2 separate regions of the Homo sapiens genome follow, and region 2 is linked to region 1. Evidence: chromatin contacts called from ENCODE Hi-C or POLR2A ChIA-PET data. All regions are on one chromosome and are shown on one strand. The core of a region is the stretch at or near the end of the contact, and the rest is flanking DNA. Distances in the headings are between cores, read along the strand shown. Region 1 overlaps NR2F2-AS1 (NR2F2 antisense RNA 1). Region 2 holds the start of SCDAL (stem cell derived angiogenic lncRNA).

What was found. Hi-C counts contacts between places; a loop is a spot of excess contacts on that map. ChIA-PET counts read pairs that join two places held with the same protein, here RNA polymerase II (POLR2A). Pooled maps may share reads with other maps.
Region 2: a map of right lobe of liver shows a loop between it and region 1 (3-fold over the local background). The contact joins the promoter of SCDAL here to the enhancer-like site in region 1. A Hi-C loop is called at or near these places in 4 of 168 maps with a recorded cell type or tissue (Caco-2, HepG2, gastrocnemius medialis and 1 more) and 1 of 50 pooled maps. POLR2A ChIA-PET finds 5 or more read pairs at or near these places in 2 of 52 experiments (Caco-2 and HepG2).

What each region holds. Positions count from the first base shown.
Region 1 is chr15:96,179,187-96,186,421 of GRCh38, forward strand. The region is part of intron 3 of NR2F2-AS1 (NR2F2 antisense RNA 1); the gene reads right to left. The region is part of intron 1 of LOC112268156 (a long non-coding RNA gene); the gene reads left to right. Among named protein-coding and RNA genes, the nearest start is that of NR2F2-AS1, 140 kb to the right of the region's middle. RefSeq lists enhancers at 1,055-1,555, 3,862-4,363. Within about 2 kb of position 2,750, at least 9 of the 41 ENCODE cell types and tissues checked have a DNase peak (open chromatin) inside an H3K27ac peak, as active enhancers do; they include right lobe of liver, where a contact is called at or near this core.
Region 2 is chr15:96,340,092-96,347,326 of GRCh38, forward strand. It overlaps SCDAL (stem cell derived angiogenic lncRNA), which reads left to right and starts at 2,806. Exons shown (of 2, transcript NR_198964.1): 1 at 2,806-2,907; 2 at 4,474-5,553. NR2F2 (nuclear receptor subfamily 2 group F member 2) reads left to right here. Exons shown (of 3, transcript NM_021005.4): 3 at 1-167. RefSeq lists a silencer at 709-1,003 and enhancers at 749-1,268, 1,269-1,789, 1,790-2,309.

The sequences.
Region 1 (7,235 bases), core at 1,500-3,999:
GCAAGCTCTTCAGCGCGTGGTGGATGTGACAATTTTATTCTTTCACTTGAAAATTTTATTCATATTTGAGGTCCTGGGAGTAGAGCTTCATTCTCTTTCTTTACTTTCCTAGAGATGGGGTCTCATTTTGTCACCCAGGCTGGAGTGCAGTGGCGTGTTCACTGCAGTCTCGACCTCCTGGGCTCAAGAGATCCTCCTGCCTAAGCTTCCCAAGTAGCTGAGACTACAGGCTCACACCACCACTTCTGGCTCATTCTCTTTTATAGTCTTAATTTCTTCTGGTTCTACCAGGTTTTTGTTTACTGTTTACGTACACCAACTGAGTTCTCCAGTTTGATCAGATCACAGACTTGTCAAGAGGGAGCCTGTATTAATAGCAAAGTGGTTAACTGCATGATCACCATCTTCCAACATTCTGGCTGAAAACCTGACTCCATCATTTAGCAGGTGCAGGAAATTGGGAAAGTCCACTTATCCTGGACTTCCTGTTTCCTTACCTTTTTCTTCTTTTCTTTTTTTTTTTTTTTTCGAGACAGAGTTTCACTCTCGTTGCCCAGGCTGGATTGCAATGGCACAATCTCCACTCACTGCAACCTCCGCCTCCCAGGTTCAAGCAATTCTCTTGCCTCAGCCTCCTGAGTAGCTGGGATTACAGGCGCCTGCCACCAGGCCCGGCTAATTTTGTATTTTTAGTAGGGATGAGGTTTCTCCATGTTGGTCAGGCTGGTCTCAAACTCCCGACCTCAGGTGATCCACCCGCCTCTGAGATTACAGGTGTGAGCCACCATGCCCAGCCCCTCATCTTTAAAATGGGGTGACTTCTGTAGTGAGTGAGGCCACTAAGGAAGGTCACTGTGATGATTATGAGTCCAAAGGAGTGAGATCTTAGCCCACATGGTTATTAGCCCTGCCTCTTTGCCCCTGCCTCGGTTTTCTTCCTTGGTTCCTCCATTCTCCATTTCTCACTGTTGTCTCTCTCTTCCTGTCACCCCACGGTGGTGCAAGCTGGTGCTCCCTGCACATCCAGTAAAATGTCAGGGGAAAAGTTCAGCCGTTGCAGCCTCCCGAGGGGCTGCTCTCCTTGGGCTGCTGCTGGCTGTGTGGCTCCTCCTTCCTCCCCTGGATTCTTTCCTGGCATCCTCCCGTGTTTTCACTGTCTTTCTGATTAGAGAGTATGTCAGTGGGGCAGGATAATTTACTGATATATTAATTTGTGTTTTTATCTCAGCGTTTGCCCTCTGCTCTACAAAGGAAGTCAGGCCTCTCTGTGCCCCTGCCTCGAGGGAGGTTTGTTTTAAAAGTCCAAAGCCAAGACACCTGGCTTTTGTTTCCCCAAAGCTCAAGCTGTGGGAGGAGATAATGCCAGCAGGGAGGAAGAGGGGAGAAGCTCGAGGCCTTTGAGAGGAGGGAGAGAGAGAGGCAGGGAGACAGAGAGAGATTTTGATAGATGGAAAGGGGGCGAAGGCCAGAGAAGCAGGCCACTTACAGACAAGCCACAATCCATGGCAGCCCCTGCAGAAGCGGCTGCCTCTCAGAGAGGATGAGCGTGGACCACTGGCCCCTAATCCCAGGCTGACAGATGCAGCAAATGCGCCACCCAAAGTTCCCAGCACCCAACACGCTTGTGGGCAGCACAGCCACAAGAGGGAAGCTCAGGTAGGTGGGGACAGTGGCAAGCAGAAGAGAGAAGAGACAGGGACAGCTAGAACCGTAAATCAGAACATCTAATGTTTGCTGCCCACTCAGAACGTGCTAAGCACCATTCTAGGATCTTGGCAAATATTAGAATGGTCACTCCTGAAGACAACCCTCCATCCCCACATTCACAGCAGAGGAAACAGAGGAACACAGAAGTAAATTTTCCAAGATCACACAACTGGGACATGGTAAAACCAGATACATAGAAATATTGAGAGACCACCAATTTATTGCAAAATGCTAAGAACGAAATACTGCATAGGCCAAAAAATAATACAGAAACTGAAAACACAAACCCCTCTGAGTGCCACTGGAAGAAAACTGCAGCAAGGCCTGGACTCTTTCTAGGCTTCACTAGCTCTGTAAGTGCTATTCCATTGTATTTTGATCATGGAAGTATTATCTTTCTTCAGATAAATCAGAGGTGTGTATGTTCAGAGCATAAGGAATAGCCTGGGATTTCCCAGTTCCCCTTTCAGTTATCTGGCTTCCTAATTTACCCTGTGAACACTACCTGACCTTGCTACATCTTATTTACCTTTCTCATCTGTAAAATGGGTGTAGGGAATCACCTAGGCTAGCATTTATGATCACTGAGTACCTGTTCCATAATTAGGAGCTGTTATTATCATTGGCATCCCCATGTCCAGTCCTGCTTAGTCTTAGAGCCTACCCAGCACCTAGGCTGCCTTTACTATCTCTGCAGGTCAGACACAGTGCTGGGTGCTGAGTCCTGTCTCTCAATGCCTCCCCCGTCTAGTTGGAGGAGAGAACCATGAGCAGATCTTTAGTGTAATATGATAAGTGCTACAGACAGAATAATCCCAGTATCCCACAGGGGCCCAGGATGAGGCCCCTAGCCATACTGCAGGCTGGGAATGAGGGCAGATTTCCTGCAGAAGTTAACGGCCTGAGTCTTCACAAACAACGGTAACCTCCGCTGCCTCACAGTGGGGAGTGGGCCAGAGCCTCCCCACTCCCTCTTCCAGCCCTCAAAAATGGCTCTTGAGCCTGAACACACTCCTAACACCGCCCCAGCAGCTAATTTGAGAGTTCTGAGCTACGCCTAACTTGCATCATTCTGGGCCACAGACCAAGCCAGCAGCGAAGAAGCCAAGAGCGTTCAGGGCTGCCGACGCATTCCATAAACCCAAATTTCCAGTGTTGCCTTGAGTAAGATGTATACAGGAAATTTTCCATGTGTCAATTAAGCTCATTGAGCATGTGACATAAAAAGGAAATGTAATGTGGGATTCTGATTGGCAAAGTTCAAAAGCCTGTGATTTTGATACCCAGATATAGATCTGCAAGCTATTAAGAGTACTTGACTTGCAACATCCAGAGGTTGTGAAGAAACGCCTGGCACATCAGAGGAAAAAAATGCAGCGCTGAATAGCAGTCTTGGGAAAATACTTACTTCCCAGAGTAAAATGTACACATTAAATGAGTTCAAGAAGCAACTCAACTGTTCTACTTCTCTATCATTTCAAAATCCCCTAACAGATGTTCAGTTTTCAAAGAAAATAATGTTGCATTTTGACCGTTTTCCCCTCTAGATGCCCTAGACGGATGTGAGGTTGTCATACTAACCTTGACTTTGAATTGCTTTTCAGTTCATGTCATTGTAAACTTAGCATAAAACCCCGTGCTTCCCTGGAAAGTATGTATCTTGTTGCTAGCACAATGATTGAGTCCACTTGTCTATTCCAGGACACGAGAGGATCTAACTAAGTCAGAACACCCCACGTCTAGCCCATATATCTATTTATTACCGAATTCACCGGGAAAGACAAGCTGAGTTATCACTTAGCTGAAAAAACCTGAGAGGCATTTATGTGCATGAAGTACAGCATAGACAGAACCATCAAGGCAGGCTTGAAGGAAACACATTACACACTCAGCCTACACAAATCGCCTCACCGATGCCACTGGAGCCGAATGAATGGTGCAGGCGACAAGAGCGGCCCTAGGATGCTTATCTTCTCCCCAGCCCCCATCCCAACCCTCAACGATTACGAATACAATCGTTTGTGACAGATTGCTCCCCAGTCTTCCGCCTTAAATTCTATATGATAAATTCAACATGAAGTGACAGTCACAGCAAGTGTTCAGAGCTCTATCTAAAAAAACTAATTTTACTGAAGTTAGGACTCAATGAACAAGAAAATGTGAAGGTACACCTAAGGCGGATCTCAAAACTTTAATCTCTATGAATTCCATCATGGTTATTTACAGCTGGGATGATATTAATATTTTAAAATATTTCGCTAAAGAAGCACTATGAGACTTTAAAGTTGTATTGTTATGCAAAGGTGGATAATATCTCAATGGGTCCTCCCCAGTGCTGGTATGTTAATGGGGCAAGAGAAAGAGAACAGCTGCTTTTGTTACCCAAGCAGCAGACATAACAACACTGTCCTGTGGTTAATTTCTAGGAAAACGCTCTTCTTCCTTTTTTATTATTTGGGGGTGAAAAAATGTCTTGGGCTACTATTGTCTGTTTAAATTAGGCAAATGCAATTAAGAAGAGTCAAATGTACACAGGCTCCAATGATGGGTAAAATTAAGGTCACCAGTTGCAGCCCTAATCCAGCTGCATTGCTTAATCTCAGCTTTAGCCATTACCATTGTGTGGAATGGAAATGTCTTCCTCGTGTTGGGGTTAATGTGGACTGACTGGGTAGCTGGAGATCAATCCTGCAGGCCTGCTTGAATGTGCAAGTGCTTAACACTGACATTTTGAAAAAGTAAAATTGGGTTTCATTCCCCAGGATTAGGTCAGAGTCCTTTACTTGTCCCTGCCCCTGCCCCCGACCCCGCCTCCCCAAACTAAGCAGAGAGCAGAAGAACATTTTTTCTTGCCAATTGTTTTTTTTTTTTTTTCCCCCTCAGGGATCCTTCGCATTTGCCATTTGTGTACATCTCTTGCTCATTCCAAACAGGAAAGTTCTGTTGCCTCAGAAAAAATAGCTTGTCTGAGCCCTCAGAAAAAATAGCTTGAAAAGGAACTTGTCTTCCTTTTCATATTCATAAAGGTTATATTTGTGTGGCTTGATATTATTTTACCTTGTTAAGGAGTTGTTTCAGGTACTCAGTAGATATAGAGAAAACATTTAGCATATAAAAACAAAAAGTTGACATTTACAGCCAGGAGCTAGGTACGCAATTGCAAAGGTCATCAATGAGTAAACAGATATTAATGGTTAGCCGGATAACTGGTACATAAACAGGTCACATTAATAATTAACACCAGGAAAAGCTAGCACTTCCAACCAAGCTCAGGAAAGTGGGTGCCAGAGGAACCCCCCGAAAAATATAAGAAAACCCCAGTGGTGATTTCTGATTGTTAGAGAGTGAGAAAATTACTTCTTCATTTTTACATTTCTCATATTCTCACCAAAAAACAGTTCTGAGACAGTCATGATAGGAAGTAAGTGCAAGGATGGAGGGAATTTTCTGGACGATCATTGATCTGGTAAATTGTACTTAGTCTAACATTTGTGGTTCCCTTGTTTTCCTTCCATGGCAATGGGTAAAATCACTCAGGAAATTTATTTTATCACTAACCTGCAAAGCCTCTGTAAAAGTATTTGCTTCCTCATTGAGTTATTAAGTCCATGCCTTGTTTTAAAACTTCTGCGCTAAGAGGGTTACATTTTGTACCTGCTGATTGGCATTCACCCAGTTTTTTAATGGGAAAAGGTCAAGTCCAAGCTGTAGACAGGAAGGCAAAGGTGTTGGGGATGTGGCAGGGAATCCTGGTGAGTGAAGTGGGTGCCCCAGGCACCCTGAGGAACCTGGGAGTGAATGTGCCTTAGCCCCACAGCGAGCCCCTAAGAGCCACAGCATCATATCTTTTGATTTTTTAAAGAAGCCATATTTTGTGTGAAATCTCTAGATTTATAACTCATGGGCCAAACAATACGTTATCTACTGCAGGCCACACCAGGCCAGTTTAAATCTCCTGTTTAAATTAAAAACAAATAAATAAACAAACAAAAAAGAACGCCCGAAAATTTGCCAATGAGGAGGAAAGTCTGAGTGTATCTCTACAATTTATTCAACGGTTTCTCTTCTCCTTTAAATACACAGTTCACTATAGGATTGTCCTAAAGAGAAAACTAATAAAATAAGACAATAGACTTCATAGAGAACTGGAATATCCGCAAGGACCTGAAACGGATCCTCGGAACTCCGTAGATAAAAGTCAGATGAGATACTGTTATACATGTAGCCTAATGGTTTACAGATGAATGAGTAGCACTGCTTTCAAATATAATGTGAAGAAACCAATTTTTAAATAAATGTGTAGCTTGACTATCAAGCCCACAGGAGATACTGTGACTTACCCAACCTGAAAATCAAATTATTTAAGGCTGGTCATACTAATAGCAGCCTCTAACCAACCGCTAAGGTGGACTATCAACCCAGACTAGCCACAGGCAGCAAACGAGATGGGTTCAAGAGGAAATGGAAAGAAATAAGATACAAGGCTTGTTTACTAGTTAAATGTGGGTAGACTTCAACAGATGTGAACTACAAAGTGTATATGGGAACTTGTTTCTTGCTGAAGGACGAGTGTTGGCCAAATGTCCTCATAACCTGGTGCCTCTCCACTTCTCCACAGCCACATCCCCACCACACGGTACCTTGTCACCACTGACAACAGCCCCAGAGAGCCATGCTTTCTCCTGTCTCCCAGACTCTCTTCACCTCGAGTATCTCCATGTCACCCTTACTTTCGCTTGTCCCTTTTGAATCCTATAAAATTCAGCTAAGTTCAATTGTCCCCTCCCCTCTTCCAGAAGGCCTCATCTAAGCCACCTCAGGGGGCCTTTCCCTTGTGTTCCCTCAAATACCTCTGTCAACCTCTGGGCCAGCAGCTACTTCTCACTATAATCATGGGTGCAAGTGCCTATCACCTCACAGGACTGCAAATTCCTTGCTGAACGCAGAGGCTACCGCTTTCATCTTCAAACCCCCACCACCTAGCCCTGTGCTTGGAAAACAGTGTATTAATGCTGGACGAATGCATAAATGAATGAAATGAATGGGGCTCCAAGCGATAATGCTTAGAAAACAGACTCTGATAAGTGAAATATGAATGTGTAAATCTACTACAGCTTTTTTTACTTGGTCTAAATCTTTGCACATGTTCGCTGCAATTACATTTGTGACAGCAAGTTTTATTTTGAATGGATCTTATTAATAAGAGTAATAAAATATCAAACAATTCAGATCTTCAGCTTTTTAATCTACAAAGGGGAGATTGATAACACCTGCCTTGCTAGGCCGAGGGGGTGGTTGAGAAGACTACCTGAAATGATGTATGTGATCATATACGAGAGTGAGCCCCAACTGCAATCTGCACTGAGTGGGCGGCCCTCCTGACAGCTGCCATCTCTACTCATTTCTGACTGTCTGGCTCTATTGAAACCCTCTGCCTACTGTCTATGACCCAATCTTTGTATGAGCAAGCCTCTGCCTCTAGTCTTAGGATCCCCAGACCTAGCACAACATTGGCACATAGCAAGTGC
Region 2 (7,235 bases), core at 1,556-4,055, 160 kb after region 1:
GATTTTCTTCCTCTTGCAAGTGCTATCCATGTGAGTGTGTGAAGTTTCTCTAATAAGTAAAACACAGGCCCTTTTCCTTGTTTGTTTTGTGTTAGTTTATTGTAAACAGCCATTTGTTGTAAATTATTATTGGCATTAAATTATAATTTATGATTTTCAAAGCAAAAGACAATCCCTGTTTTATTATGCTTTAAGCATGTGTTCTAGACGTTGGAAATCTCTCTCGCACTCTTAAGTTTAAGCAATGAGCTTGGGGTCTGCGAGGCAGAAAAACAGGACCCAAAATTTTTCAACCGGTTAAAACAAACCCCCTTGTATATGTTTAGAGTGGCCGGAGGAGGATCTGTTTAGAGTCTTGAGTTCGGTTTAAGTTTATTGCATTTAAAGAAAGTTTTTCTTTTCACGCTGAGTTAGAACAAAAGATCTTTGCTGCGACTGAATTGGACAAAAGACGAGGGCTGGGACCCAGCGAGCGCGTTCTGTGTGAAATTGACGAGATCTTTAAAAAAGCTGCTAAACATGGCGACTCTTTCCCTTTAAGTGTCTCTTTTTCCTTGCTGGGTTTTTTTTTTTTTTTTTTTTTCATCTGATCTGAGCTCGCTTTATTTCTTTTCCCAACCCCGCTCCCCCTCCTCCTCGTGGCGCTCGGGGGTGTGAGAGAACCCAGTTAGACGCGAAATGCAACAATAGTGCAAGGAGAGAGAGGGGCGCTCGCTGCTTCTCGCCACTTTCAAACAAACCTGGGGGAAGATTGAGCCCGGGGGGGATTCCAGCCTGCTCGCTCGGCTCGCGGTCGCCCTGCCTCGGCCTTTCACCATTAGCTCTCCCTGGGCCGCGAGGAGCTGGGGCTCAAAGTTAGCGGGCGACGTCCGAGGCTTAGCCTCTAGCCGGCTGCAGGGACGGGGGCCTGGAGTTGGCAGCTGCTACGGGAAAGTGCCTGCCCCCCAGCCCCCGCCCCCACTTACGTGCGGCAGAATTCCGCCAGCGCCCCGGGAAAGTCCGGGGTGCCGGGCGCGCGGAGCTGCACTCCTGGGATGTGCATTAAGCGGCGACAGGCGGGGGGGGCGAGGGCGGGGGCGGGGGGCGGTCAGGGGGAGCTCGAGCGTGTGAAACTCTGCCTCGAATCTCGCTTTTGACTTGGTCCTATGAGCTGAGCCAACATGGCGTCTCCCACTGCACCGCGAGCGCCGGGCTGCCAGGCTCGGCAGGGCCGGGTAATAGAAAACACATTGGTTACCAAAAAGAAAAAAAGGAGGGCGGGGGGCGCTAAAGGCCATTCCGTCTGCAGGCAGAAAACCCTTTTTTAAACTCTTGCTGGCAAGTGAGTCCGGTCCTCGGTTCTTTAATTAAAGCAACAGAATTCGTAAGGAAAATATTGGTAACGCTGTACCTTCTCCCCTCCCCCTCCCATATTCAGGAGAGTTGATTTCCTGTCCCCTCTCCTTCCAAGAACCAAATTAGAAAAATAAAAAGTCTGTATCCGCAAATGATCTTAAATGTTTGAATGGTATAGGGGGATGGGAAGAGGACGGTCTTTACAGACCTCGGTCAGTTCTCGCGCTCATTAATGCAGGGGCTGCGCCGGGGTTTGCGCGGGCCCGAGCGGAGCTGGGGCGCGGTGGGGAGGGCGGAATGCGAACCCCGCTGGACTTGGGCAGAACTTGCTGCTTTTGCACGCCCAAGTTGTGGGAAAGGAGGCTTTCCGGGCGGAGGGTTGATTGGGGGGTGGGAGGGTCTAGCAGGGGCTGAGGGCCGGTTCCAGGCGGGTGGTCGCAGACCCTAGAAATGTGTGAGCCCGCGTGGACTGTGCCCCTGGCAGGAGAGCGACTGCAGCGGAGGACCCTCTTTCTCTAATAGGTTTGAGAGTGGGCAAGGGCGGCCGTGGGACAGACCTGGCCTCCTAGAGAGGGTCTTCTGAGGGCCTCTGCAGAGATAGTGGATCCGGGCCCAGGCTCCCTTCTCGGGCGGATGGGATATCGCCCCGCCACGTCCAGCTCCATCCCCAGCCCCGGCCTGGACAACCCTCTCCCTCAGCCGCCTGGGATACTCTCTGAATTCCAGGCCTCGTCAAGATTTATTGAAGTTGGGCTTAAAAAACGTGCTTCAGATGATTTTTCCCATTTTCTCAGATTTCAAAGGCTCCCTGCAGTGCGGCTGCCTAATTAATGGTGAAATTCAACTAAATCTAATTATGCAGTAATTTTAAAGCAGTTAGTGCTGGGCGTTGGTTTGTAATAGGACCTCAGTTTTTTAAAGTTTGCTTACTGTGTTGGTTTAGGGGAAAGCTATTTTTTGTATGGTAAAGAAAGACCGGGAAGTAGTACTACTGGAGGAACCAGAGGGCTAAGAACCGCTCCCCACCCCACCTCTATCTCCATCCCCAATTCTATCTCGTTTTCCTTCTGTTTTTTCTATCCCAAGCACACGGTAAAAAGCTGAGCAAGGTGCTAACCCAACAAGGAGACCCTATTTCATAGCCAAAGGGGAAAGAGAGAATCTTTCATACAGAGACACAAAGGGCTTGGTATCTGTCCTGGAGGCCTCTGTAAATGCCCCCAAACCCGGGAAGGGATTCTCATCTCCTCTAATAGAGAACAGATTTCCTCCTCTTAACATCCATTGTCATTAAGGCGCAAAGCTGACTCTTGGAGTTGTAAATCTTATCGTCCTTCTGATAACACACTTGTAATAAGTTAGCGTCCTATTCAAAGTGAATTGTAAAACTGCCTCATTTAATATGGCATCTGTGTCATTAAAACTTTTATTTTTCTCCCCCTCGTGTCTTGCAGGTTTGGCCTTGGGGCTAGCGCTGAAGTCTCTGCCTATGGGGCCTCTGGGGTAGGGCTGAGGGGAAGAAAGGTGTGAAAGACGGGCTGCCTGGATTCAGCCTCTGGATCTTAGACCGGGGTGAGAGACCCGAGGCAGAATGGGCCTGGGGGGTGGTGTCCCTCTATCCCATCTCCCCCGGAGCGGCCCCCTCGAAATGACGTTCCTTGAAAGAAACATGCTTGTGATTAGCTAAGCAAACACATCTGCTTTCGGAGTTGGGCCTTCGTTAATTAGCTGAACAAAGGGCCGTTTTGCTTTTTACCTTTTGCTGGGGAGAGTGTGTTATTTCAGGAGTGTTGCGGGCCCTCCTCTTTTCAATTGCAGCCACGACGTTAATTTTATTGGGATTACTGATGGGAAATGAGGTGGCGCAGGCTTCCGAGAGGAAAAGCTTGATCATTACCCCCTTTGGAACTATATTTTTCCACCCAACCTCCTGCTTGAGAGGAGGGGGTGGGGGGCGAACTGCGCTGCAAGTTCGGAGCAATTGGAATCAGGCTCGCGGTGCGCTGATCTCGGGTGACAGAGCGTGTGTTGAAGCTGAACTCTATAATTTGCGCTTCTGTTCCTTTATTAGGCCTGGACAACGAACTAATGAGCTTTGGCCCAGTACAATGTCACTTGTATTTATTTTCTTATGGCAACTTTGAGATAGCGGAAGTGTTCTTTACCAAGAGCCAGGGAGGGCCCGGAGTCCTGCCGGCTGCTGTCCCGGCCCGGGTCGGTGGCTGCGTCCCGGGGGAGCGAGGGCGCGGTGAGAGCGCGCGCAGAGCCGGCAAAGCTCGGGGACTGGGCTTCTAGGCGAAGCTAATGGGGCCCTCAGGAAGGCGTTAGGCCCTTTGGAGGCCCAGGCATCCCTACAGGAGCAGCTCCCTGAGGATGAGGTCGGGGGGCGCGGGGCAAGTCCAGGGCAAGTTCCCAGGCACGAGATGATGGAAGGCGCGAAAGTGGCATGGCTTCCTCCTGGCGCAGAGCAGGGGGTCCTTCCGCAAAGACTGCCAGGCCAAGGAACCCTCTGAGCAAGCAGATGTACTCCGCCCGGTGGCCTGGGCGTCTGCTTTCTGCTGCAGGAACCTGGCCCAGCTCTGTTGCTCTCTGGGTTGGGGGTGAGGTGGGGTGAAGAGGATGCTTTAAAGGAGTTCTTGGGGTCCTCGGCATGCGGGGACTCCCTCCCTTCTCTTTCTGGTTTGGCCACTCCAAAGGGTCGAAGTTGGAGAGGCCTGGAATAAAGTGAAGAAGCAGTGGGGGTTGGAGGGACAGAAGGGTCGGCGGAGGCAGTGCGGCGTCCCTTGTTCCCTGGCAGAGAGAATACGAGCCCACCACGGGGGGATTGTGGGTGGGGGGCAAGGGAAGGGAAGCCCCAGGAACTGCGAGGGGAGCGAGTACTTCTCTCCGCAGCCTGTCACTTTCCGAGGCTCCCGCCAGGCAGCCCTCGTTAATAACGCCTAGACACCGTGCCCCTGCCCGCCCCATCTCTCCTTGCCTCTCCTCACTTCATCTCTCTGCCTTACCACCCCCTCCCCACCTTTTCCTTCCTTCCTGCAAATGGGTGTTAACGTGGGTCTTTATGTTCTGTCTATAACTAGGATGTAATCACGCACCCCATGCCTCTCTCTAAAAGCATTTCATAAATGTCTATTAAAGCGCTACGAATGTAAGATGAATTTAGTGGCGCGGCTGCCTCCCTGAATCCGAACGGTAATGATGGATTTATCAACGGGGATTCGCCTTCAGCCCAGCGAGGGAGGTTTACTCAGCAAATATGTCGGCGAGCACCCACCCAAATGCAATCATTTGACCCCCTGCGGACGATAGCTGCCGTGCCCCTTCCCACCGCTGGTCCTGCTTGGCCAGGGTCGCTGGGGGCCAGAGGCCGGCCCGGATGACCAGAGAGGTGGCCTCACGGATCCCTTGGCCTCTCGCCCCCTCCTCTGTTTCCTCCTCTCAGCTTGAGGCTCTCCTGGCAAGGGGGATCGATCTGGCGTGTAGGTTTGGTGGGGAGGGAGAGGGTGGTGGCGGTGCCAGAGCACAAGATGAAGTGTGGGCTGTCTTGGCGTTGCCAGGAGACATCAGTGGGTGCCATCGTGCCCTTCTTAGTTTGGAAGGGGCACAATTGTACCCAAGTCTCTGAGTGTGAGCTTAAGTGCCCTGCTTTTGACCAAATCTTAGTGTCTGGGATCGTGGCTGACTCGGCCCAGCCCTGGGCCCCATTGTAGGAAACGTGGCTGTAGGACAGAAGCCTGTGGTGCCCAGCCCCTTGGAAGGGCTCAGATGTGCCCAGAACGAATGCCTTGCCTGCCCATCCTCCTGGGGCTCCCTAGACCCCAAGCCAAAGCAGAGATACCTGTTATCAAAGGTTGGGGAAGAGCCTCCAAGGCAGGGGCAAAACTTCCATATCTCTTTCCCCCAAACTGATCTAGCTTCTCCTTCACCTTCCCCCACCGAGGCCACCCGGCCATTTTAAAGTTTAGTGGCTGTGGACTTTTAGAATTTGGTTTGGTCTGTGATCCTTACCGCACAGACCCAATGACCACCACCTCTTTCTTTTTGTCTTTTATCTGCTCTCCTTTTGAGGGGGAGGAAAGTGCTGGCCTGTTCCATCAAGCCCAGTTCGCATTTGCTTTAGCCTCTGATTTCTCTTTCTTCTTTGGAAATTTCATTGAGATGTCTCTGTACTTCGCTTGTCAGTTATCTTTGTTCCTTTTAAATAAAGGGCTTTTAAATGGACTTATTGCTCCCAGCGTGGGTTCCTCTCTCTAAATGTTAGAAAATTGTGCCATCTACCCGCTATGCTGAGTACTGTCACACTCGGAGACCTCGGGGACCTCCGGGCAGGCTTCAATGCTGCAGTGTCAGGGGCCGCGGGCAGCAGGAGGAGGGGGCGGCTCACGTGGATTTTTACAGATCTCCGCCTGCAGCCGGCCCGCGTGGCCACGCCAGGGCACGGCCCGAGACGCGCGCAGCCGCCAGCTTGATGGCGGCCGCGAACTTGGCTGCAGCGGCAGATCTCCGACCAAATCGCAGGCGTGGCCGGGACTCTTCGCTTCTGCAGCATACAGCTGGCCGAGGGGGAGCCGCGGGTGGTTTTGGACCCCAACAGCAACTGGGGGTCAGGGATAACGGAGGACAATGGGAAAGGGGGAGCTGCCTAGGAGGGGGAGAGGGGTGGATTTTGCCGCGCCGCTTTGGAGCGCTCCCACGGCCTCTCCAGGCCGGTCTCTTTCCTTGGGGGATGCCAGGCTAGGGGCAGCGGAGAGCGAAAGCCGCGGAGTGGCTTCCCTGTCTCTTGGCCAGAGAGTTCTGGCCAGGCAGTTCGGCTGCAACTTTCAGATCCATTTTCTCTGGTGGAGATATTTCTGGTGTCTTTTTGTAGGCCAGACTTCTTTCCTTTAGGGGAGAGTGGTTTAGATGGACCGAATTTGAGCAGATCAGGTGTCTGATGTGGGGTATCTTCACCCCAGCCCCGCCTCTGCAAAACACCCATCCGCAACTGCAGGTTCTTTTGAATGAGTTAAAATGGATTAACAGTTTGGATTTTATTATGTGGCTCCCCCTCACAGATGCCTTTTTTGTTGTTGTTTTTTGTTGTTTTGTTTTAACCCATAAGGAGTATTAGCTAAGATTTCCAAGTGTCAGTTGGGTATTTATGCTTGTGGGGGAAAAAAAATCTCCGATACGGTTTATGACTTTTATTACATGCTTCACACTGTTCGAGAAATGGAGTTTTAAGCAACATACAATTAAATCTATATTGCTCTTTGGAAAAGGGCCAAGGAACTCAGCAATCAATTAGTTTAGATCTTTTCATACTTGTTGCTAAAATCAAAGTATAAAACTACAACCCTGGCTATACCTAAGAATAGCTTCTTTTCCTATTTTTTTTCAAGTCATGTAGCTAACACGTAGGAAATGGCAGCTGCCTTATTTTCCCAAGTTTCTTTTTTCTGATTCTTCTGCCTAGATTAGCCTTTAAATAATCAAACGATTTTCTCCCCCCGCCCCTTTCTCTCATTGCAGTTTCTCATCTGCCTTTATCTGCCTGGTTTAGTTTTTAAAAATACACTTATTTGTAATATGTATTATTTTTTAAATAAATGTTCCTTAATCCTCTCTCTTTCTTCCCCCTTCCCTTGCCTGGCAGTGAGAAGGGAAACGATGTTGTTTAATAATCACAATAATACAGTGCTTTCTAGACAAAGGCAAAATTAAATTTTTTATAACCACAACAAGAAGGGAATCAACCTCTCTTTCTCTCTCTCTCATCTCTGTCTCTTTAAATAAGCAGCTGAGGAAATAATCTCCCGCACTGAACAGAAACTGCTTCCTCCTTGAAAATGCCACCGTTCCCACCTCCCTGGCCCTCTCTGGGCCAATCCCTTGGGCTGTCGGCTGTCTGCCTGTCCAAG